2 separate regions of the Mus musculus genome follow, and region 2 is linked to region 1. A link is a loop called in an ENCODE intact Hi-C map of the cell type or tissue named here. Cell type or tissue: left cerebral cortex. All regions are shown on one strand. Links, peaks and the distances in the headings refer to the core of each region. The heading gives the core; the rest is flanking DNA. Region 1 has its middle 110 kb from the start of Gm22974. Region 2 has its middle 60 kb from the start of Gm24304.

What was found. Peaks named below come from ENCODE experiments on the same cell type or tissue, not always from the same donor. Only the 100,000 strongest peaks of a DNase experiment are listed, where the experiment ranks them.
Region 2: it touches region 1 in a loop (34-fold over the local background); 2 of 42 quality-filtered maps call a loop at or near these places.

What each region holds. Positions count from the first base shown.
Region 1 is chr5:80,781,374-80,786,772 of GRCm38, reverse strand. No RefSeq gene overlaps it. Among named protein-coding and RNA genes, the nearest start is that of Gm22974, 110 kb to the left of the region's middle. In left cerebral cortex, for the core only: no CTCF peak of the experiment used is centred there; DNase peaks (open chromatin) are centred at 1,721 and 2,647; H3K27ac peaks cover 796 bases.
Region 2 is chr5:80,036,193-80,041,591 of GRCm38, reverse strand. No RefSeq gene overlaps it. Among named protein-coding and RNA genes, the nearest start is that of Gm24304, 60 kb to the left of the region's middle. In left cerebral cortex, for the core only: no CTCF peak of the experiment used is centred there; DNase peaks (open chromatin) are centred at 1,958, 2,532 and 4,048; H3K27ac peaks cover 600 bases.

The sequences.
Region 1 (5,399 bases), core at 300-5,299:
TGGCTCACCATACAAATTCAAAGGCCATGAATTTATAAGCTAGAAGTCCTATGTATATTTTTCCTGAGATTTTTCTTAATGTTCCTTTCATTGAACTTTAATTTTATGAGAACTTTGTAAATAAGGAATAATGATTTAAATACTTTGAGAAGGTATCATGTATGATTAGAGTCTCCTATGTCTTTGAGCTACCATATTTCCTTTAAAGCAAGGTAAAATGGACTAAAGAGCTGACCTCCACAATAGTCACTGAAGCTAGGTAACTTCTTCCCAATCCTTCATCAAAGTCAGGCCAAACAACTTCAATAAGAGAAAAAAGTAGTTAATACTCACAAATTTGGTGTTCAATAGACGTGAGAGGTTTTTATTACCGACTTTATGAGAGAAACATGAAGGGTCATGTCTCCTCTAGTGTACTCAGTGGGGTCTGTCACTGGGAATCCCATATTCTCTCCCTTTTGGGAAGGAAGGAACTTCCACTAATTTTGAGGAGTATCTGGTGCATTGCACTTATACACTGCATATATGCTAAATGACCATAGGTGTCAATGATGTAAAACATTACTATTAAGCGTGCTGATGTTTAGAGAGTATCTTGGTTTTACTTGTGTATTATGAGACACCTTTGATGTTGCTGGTGACTAGATAATGAGTTTGGCTTCTTTTTATATTATTCTTCAATACTGATTCAATTGTGCAGACTGCCTTCCAGGAAACTCAATGTGGAGCCCTAATTCCTGAATTACGGTCTTCCTTTAATTAGGAGTGAGTTGTATTGAGGTCTAAGATGTGCATTACTATTATAAGGGTTTTTTTTCCCATGTGATGGTTAATCTACATTGGTAATAGAATTTGGAATTATTTAGGAGACATGCCTTTGAGGCTTTTCTAGAGAGGTTTAACATATTTGGGAAGACCAATACCATCCTATAAGCTAGTTTATAAGATTTAAATAAAAGGCAAAAAAAAAAAAAAAAAGGAGGAAGACAGAAGATCACCAGTATCCATTTCTCTCAGCAAGACTGTGAGTGGCATGTGACTAGATCTTTCATGGTCCCACACCAAACTTTCCACATCATGCTGGAATGTATATTCAATCCATAAGGCAAAACACAAGTTTGTTCTCCTTCCTTAAGTTTCTCTTTTATAGGTGTTTTCTTTCAGACATGGGAGAAATAACCAATACAGAACGGGAAACAATGATATGGATAGTCTATGATGTAAGTTGGCAGTTATCCATAGAACACCAGTCTCTATGTTGTAGGTATGTTCCCATCTTCTCTTCCCTTTCCATCCTCATATATACTTCAATTAGATTAAACACAACTTAATTTTCATTGAACATCTTCTATGTTAGAAATGGAATGCAAATAAAAATATTCATTTCTCTGTAAGGAAAAGAATCTGCAGTGAAGTTGTAGAAACAGATGATCTAACTAGAATTTTAGAATTTGGAATACATACACAGGGTTGTACATTGATAGTACTACAAAAATAATTGAAGCTAAACTTGTGTTCCAGTGAGTCGCAGCCGGTCATACAGACATTCTCTCTAAAATGAAACTCTCCTTCCAGAAGGATGGGAAATAGTTTTTTAATCAACTGGTTCAGGGAGCTTAGAAGGTGCAAAGATTCCTAAGTTCCCTCCTACATTTATGTAAGCAGGATCATCCTCTGAGGAAAGTGGATTCTGGTTTACTCAGCAGCCTGAAATTCGTTCAGCAAGATTTATACAGGCATCTTGAGCGACGTCACTAGATTGAGGAAGAGTTTTTGGTGATGCAGGCATTTCTGCCACTGATGCTTCGATGACTAATTCTGATAAACTCCTTTGTTCAGTGACCTAGATTTGCATCGACTTGTTTCTTTGGTCTTCATTGTCGGTGCCTTATGTAGGCTGAATATCCATTGGCTCCTATCTCCCTAGAAAAAAAGCCTCACACAACACAGGGCCCAAATAATGCATGTATTTATGGAAAATTAATTGGCCACAGTTAATGTGGAATAAATTGACTAACAAATTATCAGAGAAATGGTGTTAGTGGGAAGGTGATAATTAAGGAGTATATTATCAATTACCTGAACTTTCATTTTATATTTTCTGATTTTAAGGTGAAATTTTAAACCTTTAAGATTAACATGACTTTATATTGAATTCTGAATTCATCCCCATCGACTTTATTTTTATTTTCCTAAGATCCTTTTTTTTTTTTTTTTTTTTTCCACACCATGGGAAAACAATGTGCTGACTTTAAATTAGAAAGTTTACTTTCATTTCTTGGTAGTGATAGAAATGCAGTGTTTCTAGTTTCTTGGAAATTGATGCCTCCTGTGCTACTATGTCTACCTTTGATTTCTATTTGTCTGTGAAGATGATATTAGAAGGGAGTGCCTGGATTTTTCAATGAGTGGCCTCACATTTAATTCTAGGTATAGTGGGAATGAATTTTGTCCCACTGAAGCACATGTAATGTGTTGCTACTTGTTAGGTACACATTCGACTCATCCTTAACTCATACCCGATATGTGTTCCAGACACATCATGCTAGCCTCCTACTGTTCTTCTTCCCACAAACACAAAATGAACTCCACATGGTACAACACCCACCACTCCTTAGGCCCGCAGGATCACTGCAATATACTTCTACAAAGATATGCAGGAAAGAACACACACAGCTCTCCCACACAGCTTGGAACCATCATGCAGAATAAGCCGGATCTATTCTGGTTTCATGTTCCTGTTTTTCAAAGGTGAGTGGGCAGACACAGAACTGCTGTTGCTGCTGTGACAATCTTGTGGTCATAAAGAATCCTTAAAGTTACCCAGAGATGGTAATGAATTCTCATTCTTAGTTGATAAAGACTGATTCACCCCTGGTTTTACAGAGCATCTAGACCATTTGGCACCACAATCGGCAGTGAATTCCTTTATGTAAAAGGACCCAATCTAGCTGGTTGAGAAAAGTCAACTTTTGCATTTCAAATGCCAAAAGTCTTTATAGCTGCCAGCATTTAAGTCCCAATTAAAAACAAAATGAAAGCAAGACAATAAGTTGGGTCTCATCCAAGTCAGTATACTTCACAGATAATAGCTCTGAAACAAGGAGGTGATTGTTAAACTTGGGAGTGGGAAGATGTCCTTCAGGCATTCAGGTTTATACAGGCTGCCTAGTTTTCTGCGTTCATACATATTGTATCTTTTGTAGCCATAAACCTAGATCCAAGCAAACTGGATTCTTATCTCAAAGCTGTAATTTACTGACTGCTTGTGTGAGCTTGGACAAAGCCTGATATTTCCAGGTCGCCATTTTTTTATGACCAAAACTGGGCATCCATATCATTATAGTGTGTTATGTATATATTATAAGTCAGCAGCAAAGCATATGCTCACATACATATTTATTAGAAGCATTTCTTGAGATAAGTTAGGGATGGGTGTGTAGGGAGCTGTAACATTCATGGAACATCTAATTATACTTAGCTAACCTTCAATACTGTCACAGTGGTATGTTTTGTTTTTCACCTGTTATTAGCAAAAGTAGAAGTTGGAATGGGAATATATTATGAACATCTCCAAACTAAGTGGCATAGCTAAAAGCTATATAGTGAGTAGTGTATGTAATGATATAGTAAAATCCTCAATCGCTTAATGGAATAAAACTAATCTGAATTTTCAAGAATTACAATTCTTGGGAAAGATCATATATATATGAAATCTGATTTTAATAGTTTTATGCAATAAAGATATTGCACTCTATTTTATAAAATGATCTGTATTTGGCTTAATGTAATTTGAAATAAAGGTATTACATCCTCCCTGAAAAATAATCTATATTTGGCTTAATGTAATTTGAGTTAATTTTTGGTTTAAATAGGTACATTAAATAAAAGAGCAGTGGATATTTTTATGTACATATTTGGTCTTACATCTCTGACTAGCTTTCTTTAACAACTTTATTCTGCTATAGGGTGAGAACTTTAAATCTTTCTTCATATTAGAAAACTAATTTTTGAAAATATCATGTGTGAACATTTTATAGGAGTATAATTATATCTGCCTCTAGCCTCTATTCTGTCATCAAATATTCTCATCCTGAGAGATATTTGTGAGTGTGATTAGTAATAAATATGTTTTCTTGTTTCAATTTTCATTTATGTAAGCTCAGTGAAGCTGAACATCTATCTGGGTTCTATCCAGTTTTATATTTAATTACTTAAATGGAAATCTATTTGTGCTAGGTGAAGTGAGAATCTATTTGCATTTATACCTATTGCTATTGAAAAATTTCATCATAATTTGTTTTTCAGTATCATTTCTTTGACCATTTTTGATGCCCATTCATAATGATGTCTGTTCATTACCAACAGTCATGGACCCTTCTCTATTATCAGTGTCTAGAGTGTAAATTATGGGAGATTAAGGCACGGGGGCAGGATAAGTATGTCAGAGTCAGTGACTTGTAACCTAAGTACCTTCAGTTCAGGAGCAGCCAGAGTGAACTTAGTGAACTCTAGAGGGACAAGCATGGTTCTGTGTGAGACATGGGTGTGTGTGGGTGTGTGGGTGTGTGGGCAGGTATGGATAGTACAGTATGTAACTAAATCATACTCAAGTTACAAAGTTTGACAAGTGATGGGATATTTCAAGATCTGAGGATAGTGAATTAGTTAAAAAAGAGAGAAAGAAGACCCTTTATGGAAGCACTCCTTCTAGATGCAAATATAAATAAATAAATAAATAAATAAATAAATAAATAAATGTAGAATATAATACAATAAAATGTCTAATGAGGCAAAAAGGAATGAAACCTGTAACTCACAGGTCCTGGGAGCAGAGCCAAAGGTGCTCACCCTCACCCAACCTCCAAAGCCCTGTCTTCTCACCCTGTGTTGGTACTGATTTCCTCACAACTCTTACTGCTGTGTAATAAAAAGACTTAGCTTCTCACAGTTTCTATGACAATCGAAAAGACCATTTATTTGTTTTGATTACTTATCAAACAATACATTTATGGCATGCTCTGGATATCAGATCACTTCCATATCCTTTATAGACCACCAAACTAAATATTTCTTGCGTGCATTTTTAAAGGAGTGCTAAAAGACTATTCTTGAAGCTTAGAATCTTTCAACTCAGTCCTGCTAAATAAAAACCAACAAATAAATAAAAATTGTTACATTCTTTTGTGCAATTAATGTCCTGGGATGATCTCTGAACTTCATTGATCAGGCTTGAAGCCTGGGGTCCTTTATCTGTAGTCATGCAGAACTGGTTATTTGAAGCACATAGGTAGTGAATGAGAGAATATAACTTATGTGAGAAAAATCAGAACAAACTTTCAGGAATTAGTGTATGTCCAACACAGATTCCCAAGCCTTTTGAAGTGAAAGTGCTTTCA
Region 2 (5,399 bases), core at 96-5,095, 740 kb after region 1:
CCATTCATATCCTCACAACATAAATAATAAGCAAAGTGAGAATCCAAATGTTAATTTTATAACAAACATAATATTCAGCATTTTTTGAAACAATATTTATGAAAAATACAGAATTATACATATTGCACTATTGCTGACACTTATTGTCATTAAGTAAAGTAGTAGTTGATTTATACAAAATATAATCAACTGTTGGATGTATTTGATTGTCTACAACCAGAGAAAATATTTCAGAAAATTATATAGGATATGTTCAAATATGTTCATTTTTATACACATTAAGCATTTCATCCAAGAAAAGTTAAATATCACAGGTAAGAAGTTATTTTGCATCACAAATTTGACTAAATATCTTGTCACAGAAAACTTTCTGTACAATAGACCCAACCCTCTCTGTGTCCCAGTTCGAGAAACCTGGTCAGGCTTCCTTCAGTGGTCAAAGGAATTGTGCTCCTGTGGCTACAACTTAGGGTTTTATTGATGTGATGAAACCCCACAACCAAATTCAAGTTAGGGAAGAAAGGTTAATTGGATTTATACTTCCAGATTATAATCCATCATGAGAGAAAGTCAGGACAGGAACTCACTCAGGGCTAGATCCAGGAGGCAAGAGTTGATGCAGAGGCCTCTGGTGGTGCTGCTCACAGGCTTGCTCAGCTTGCCTTCTTATAGAACTCAGAAGGACAAGTCCAGGGATGGCTTCACCCACACTGGGCTAGGCCCTGCCCTAACTGATCACTAACTGAGTCATTTCTGCAACTGAGGCTCCGTTCTCTGTAATGACCCTAGCTTGTGTCAAGTTGATGCACAAAACCAGCCAGAATATTCTACCTGCAGCCTGTGAATGGATGAGGGAGTGTCCTACCTCATCCCAACAAAAATCATTTCACTAAAAATTTCTTAAAAGGGAAAGCCATTGGGAAAATAGACAACGACTACAATCATTTAAGACAGAAACAGAGAGTTATAGAGAAAAGGAACAAAGTAATTATGAAAGTTTCCAATATCCAGAGGAGGCAGGGGATTTTATTCTTAAGGTATTTGGAAGGTTTGTATAAGTCTTTTGGGAGTCATGGTTTCATGACTTCTAACTCATGAAAGGAAACTAGAAGTATAATTTAATTTCTTTTTTTTTTAACCAAATGTTTGTCTGTAATTTGTTAGAGCTTCAATGCTAAACTAATTTAATGGATACATTTCCCCTTGTGGAAATATTTAGATTTTTTTTAAATTCGTACATTGTTTTATGATATACTAGTTATCAATCTGAATACTCCACCTCATGCACGAGTGACATGGTATTTCCAGGTTTAATGAGGTAAAAAATTTTAGGAAATAATCCGGAGTAGTATTTTCCATGAATCAGCACAATGCAACATGAATGGAGAGGGAGCTCAGGGTAATCATGAAACGAGATATTCACAAAACTCACGAGGCATCTTTCTGCGGTGATATAGTCAGCAAATAATAGCTGGGGTAAAAGAGATTCATCAGGGGTTTGGGTGTCTCATATATGCACAAAGGAATACAGCAGCATAATCAATTTCATAAATTGTTCCATGCACTGAAATATATATATATATATATATATATATATATATATATATATATATATAATTATATATATAATTTATTATTGCTGATTTAGCCACTGTATGGGTTCAACTAACAGCCAATAGCCTTAAGTAATCCATAGGTTCACCAAGCTAAACTTGGATATTGTCAATTCATTGGTTAGTGTTGTCTCTATATGGAGCAAATAGAAATATACTCTGTAGAAATAAGGATTACAGTATCTAGTGACTGCAGAGTCCAATAGAAAGAAAATGAGCCTGAAAATAGCAGTTACAGAGCCTTGTGATAAGGGATAAGGCAAGCTCCAGGGTCTGAGCCATGTGCTGGAGCACTGTTGTTGTAAAGCCTCTTATGACCAGCCCTCCCTGCATATGATATGCTACACCTCCCTGCTGCAGTGACAGCTGTGGAGAACAGCGCATGCAACCAAGGCTGAAGAAGAGGCTTCCCATGTAAGGGAATAAATACAGTGAGGAAAATAAAGCTGGATGCTTTCCACTCCATTAGCTTGCTATTTTGCAGGGGGTGGGGACGTCAAACAGTGGTGGAGGGTTAGAATTGGTATGAAATGGGGGTGCTGGGTTTCTTTTTGTTATATCCACTGAGGCATAAGAAAGAGTAAACATTCAGTCTGCTAAAGAACCTTGCCCCCACCATTGACCCCAAACTTGAACCCACAGGAACGAATTACACAGCAACAAGGGACATATATAAGTAAAAATGAAGGAAGCTACCCCTGAAATGTAATCTGTAATTCACAGCAAGGGGAAATCCATCACTATCTGCAGATGGGGATCTTGTAATGTCCCAGGATATCAAAGTATTTTAACTAGAGAACACTTTGTTCCAGAACTGCTTTAGTCAAGAATATCTTTTTAGTATAGAATGGAAGAACCTCCCACAAGCTGGCTCAGGAAGCTGTGAGACAAGTGGGTGGGTGGATAGAATTGTGCTTAGGGGAAGCGGGGAAAATGAATGACTGCTCATCAGTCCTCGAGAGCTGGCAGAAGGGGGTTAATGTATGATACCCACATCACCAGGCGTCAGAGGACTGTGCTGCCAGGAGATTTAAGCAAGTGCTAAACTCAGCAGGGGCGTTATGTAGATGCTCAGGACCATAGTGAAACATGTGAATTATGATTTTGGATAGGTTATGACATAGCTGAATAAATGAGGTGGGAATGTAAATCCAGTTTATAGAAAATAAGAAGGGGGTATGTGGTAATATCCAAGGATCTTAGTTGTTGTTGTTGTTGTTGTTGTTGTTGTTGTTAGGTTTTGTTTGTTTGTTTGTTTGGGGGGATTTTTGTTTTGTTTTGTTTTTTGACTACACATTGCAATAAAATTTCACCATTATCTAATGTCTTTTATATGTGGAAATTTTGGAAGAGCCACATAAACATTAATTTAAAAGCGTGAAGATACCTTACATAGGTATATAAAAAGCTGCTCCCTGAAATCATTGTATATATGCTCATAGATTATGTTGCTAGAAATAGTTACTGTAAAAATTTATTTTCATATAGAGATGGGCAGTTTTAGTTCTCATAAGTTGTTAAACTTCTGAGAATCTGCTGATTTGGTTGTGCTCCTACCCACCTCCCCAAAACCCCTCCAAGGTTTAGAAAATGTTGCACAAGATTAAGTGGAACGAATATAAGGACCAATGATGGAAGGAATATGGTTGCTGTTGTGGTGTGAATTAAAATGCTCCCCATAAACCCAGAGGGAATAGCACAATTAAGTATAGCCTTGTTGGAGTATTAGGTTCAGCCTTGGAGAAAGTCCTCATTCCAGGGTAGGATTTTAGGTCTCAGAAACTCAAGCCAGGTCTAGTGTGTCTCATTCCCTTCCAGCTGCCTGAGGACCCAGGGGTAGAACTGTCAGCTACATCTCCAGCACCATGTCTGCCTGTGCATCACCTTGCTTCCTGCCATGATGAAAATGGATTAAAACTCTCAATTAGCCAACCCTAATTATTTTTTTTTTCCTTTATAAGAGCTGCTGTGGTCATAGTGTCTCTTCACAGAGATAAAACCCTAAGATAGTAGGGAAGAATAGATACGGGGAACATGAGACCCCCTCCCTTGGGTTATGTAAGCAGTAAAATCCTGCTACAAAATTCAAGGGAGTAGCTGCCTCCAACTTCTCTAACTCTCTAGTACTGTGATGGCAAGGGCAGGTCACCATGCCCAAATATGTTGGCTGTTTTTGCTGTTGTTGTTGCTGTTTTTGCTTGGATTCTGGAGGATTTATCTCAGCTCCCCATATTTTCAAGGCAAGTACTTTACCAACTGTGCCATCACTTCAACATAGACATTAGTGTTTTATTAAATAAGTTCTCTATTGGGCAAGTTACTTTAAACAAATCCAAATGTTTCCTTTCTATAACATCTAGAGCAGCATTTTATATCATTAGCTCTAAAACATCTCTTTTTCGGCAGACTCTGTGCTTTTACACATGACTCACATATATTATCTAACACTATCTCTTATAGAAATCTTGTTTTGACATAGTTATTTAAATAAAGAGTCATATCCCAACTCTATTCATGAGTATACACCAAACCTTTAGCCTGCTGGCAAGATTTGAAAAACAAGACTTTAAGGTAAATACTCTTCCTTTGATTCTAGCCTTAGATATTGAAAGAGCAGTTGTGGGACTATGGCAGCTCTGAACTAGTGAGGAAAGCTGCAATCTTCCATTGGTTGGGTGTTTTTAAGCTAATAATGAACCACATTGAGATGCCATGCTTTCTGGGTACTTCCTCTTCTCAACACATCCTCAATTCCTGAATGTCAAGCTGTCTTGGAAATGAAAAAACTCTCATTCCAGACAAAATAACAGCCTTGATTTCATTTGGTGAGTTCCCTGGCAGGGTCAATCCCCTTAAGGTCTGGGAAGTATTTAAGGATACCTAGCAAATAAACTATGATACTTTGTTAATTCTTTGGTAAATGCAAACTTTCTGGTTATGATTTATACATGTTTAAACTTCCCTGAGTGTGACTCGGGTTTTAGATAGTTTGGAAAAGGGCTCCCCTAACATGCACACACCCCTAAGTTCAAACTCCAACATCACATATTCTGTGATATTGGTGGCACACATATATGTCCCTAGCCTTTTAGTTTCAGAAGGCTCAGAAATATAAGGCCATCCTCATATGTGATTTTTTGAGATAAACATGGGGTTCATGATACCCTATAATGAAAAAAGAAATGAAATATGCCTCTCTGTTTCCTGACTGACTCTGTCTGGTAGAGAAGTATTCCTAGAAAACTAAAAGTATATTAGTCATTACTATATTATAATAATATCCTTGCTATTTGCCGGAAAAGTTGTTATTTATCATATTAGTAAAAAGAGTTATTTGAAAACAATTAAAACACTATAATGACCAGACATTGATAGCTACAAATATATAAAACTAATTTCCAGAATGTGAATGTTTTTATTCTATTTCTGTAATATTTATATTACTATAATATAACTTTAAATATGATTACATCATTATGAAAAATACATTAAATATATATAGCAATAGTTCATTAAAATTCTATGGTCATTCAAATATACTATTATATTCAAATAAAGAAAGTATCATAAAAACATATCTGTATAGATATAAGGATTCAAATATTGCTCAAGAAAGACCCCAGATTCAGATAGTATACAAAGAGAAAGAGTGTTTATTATGAAGAAACAACCAGCATACAGGGGTCAGGCATTCTCCAAAACAGTGACTCCAGCCAAAAGTTTTCAGGCTTTCTTGTAGGGAATGGGGAACTCTCTGGAAGGATTAGGGAATCTAAAATTTCATTG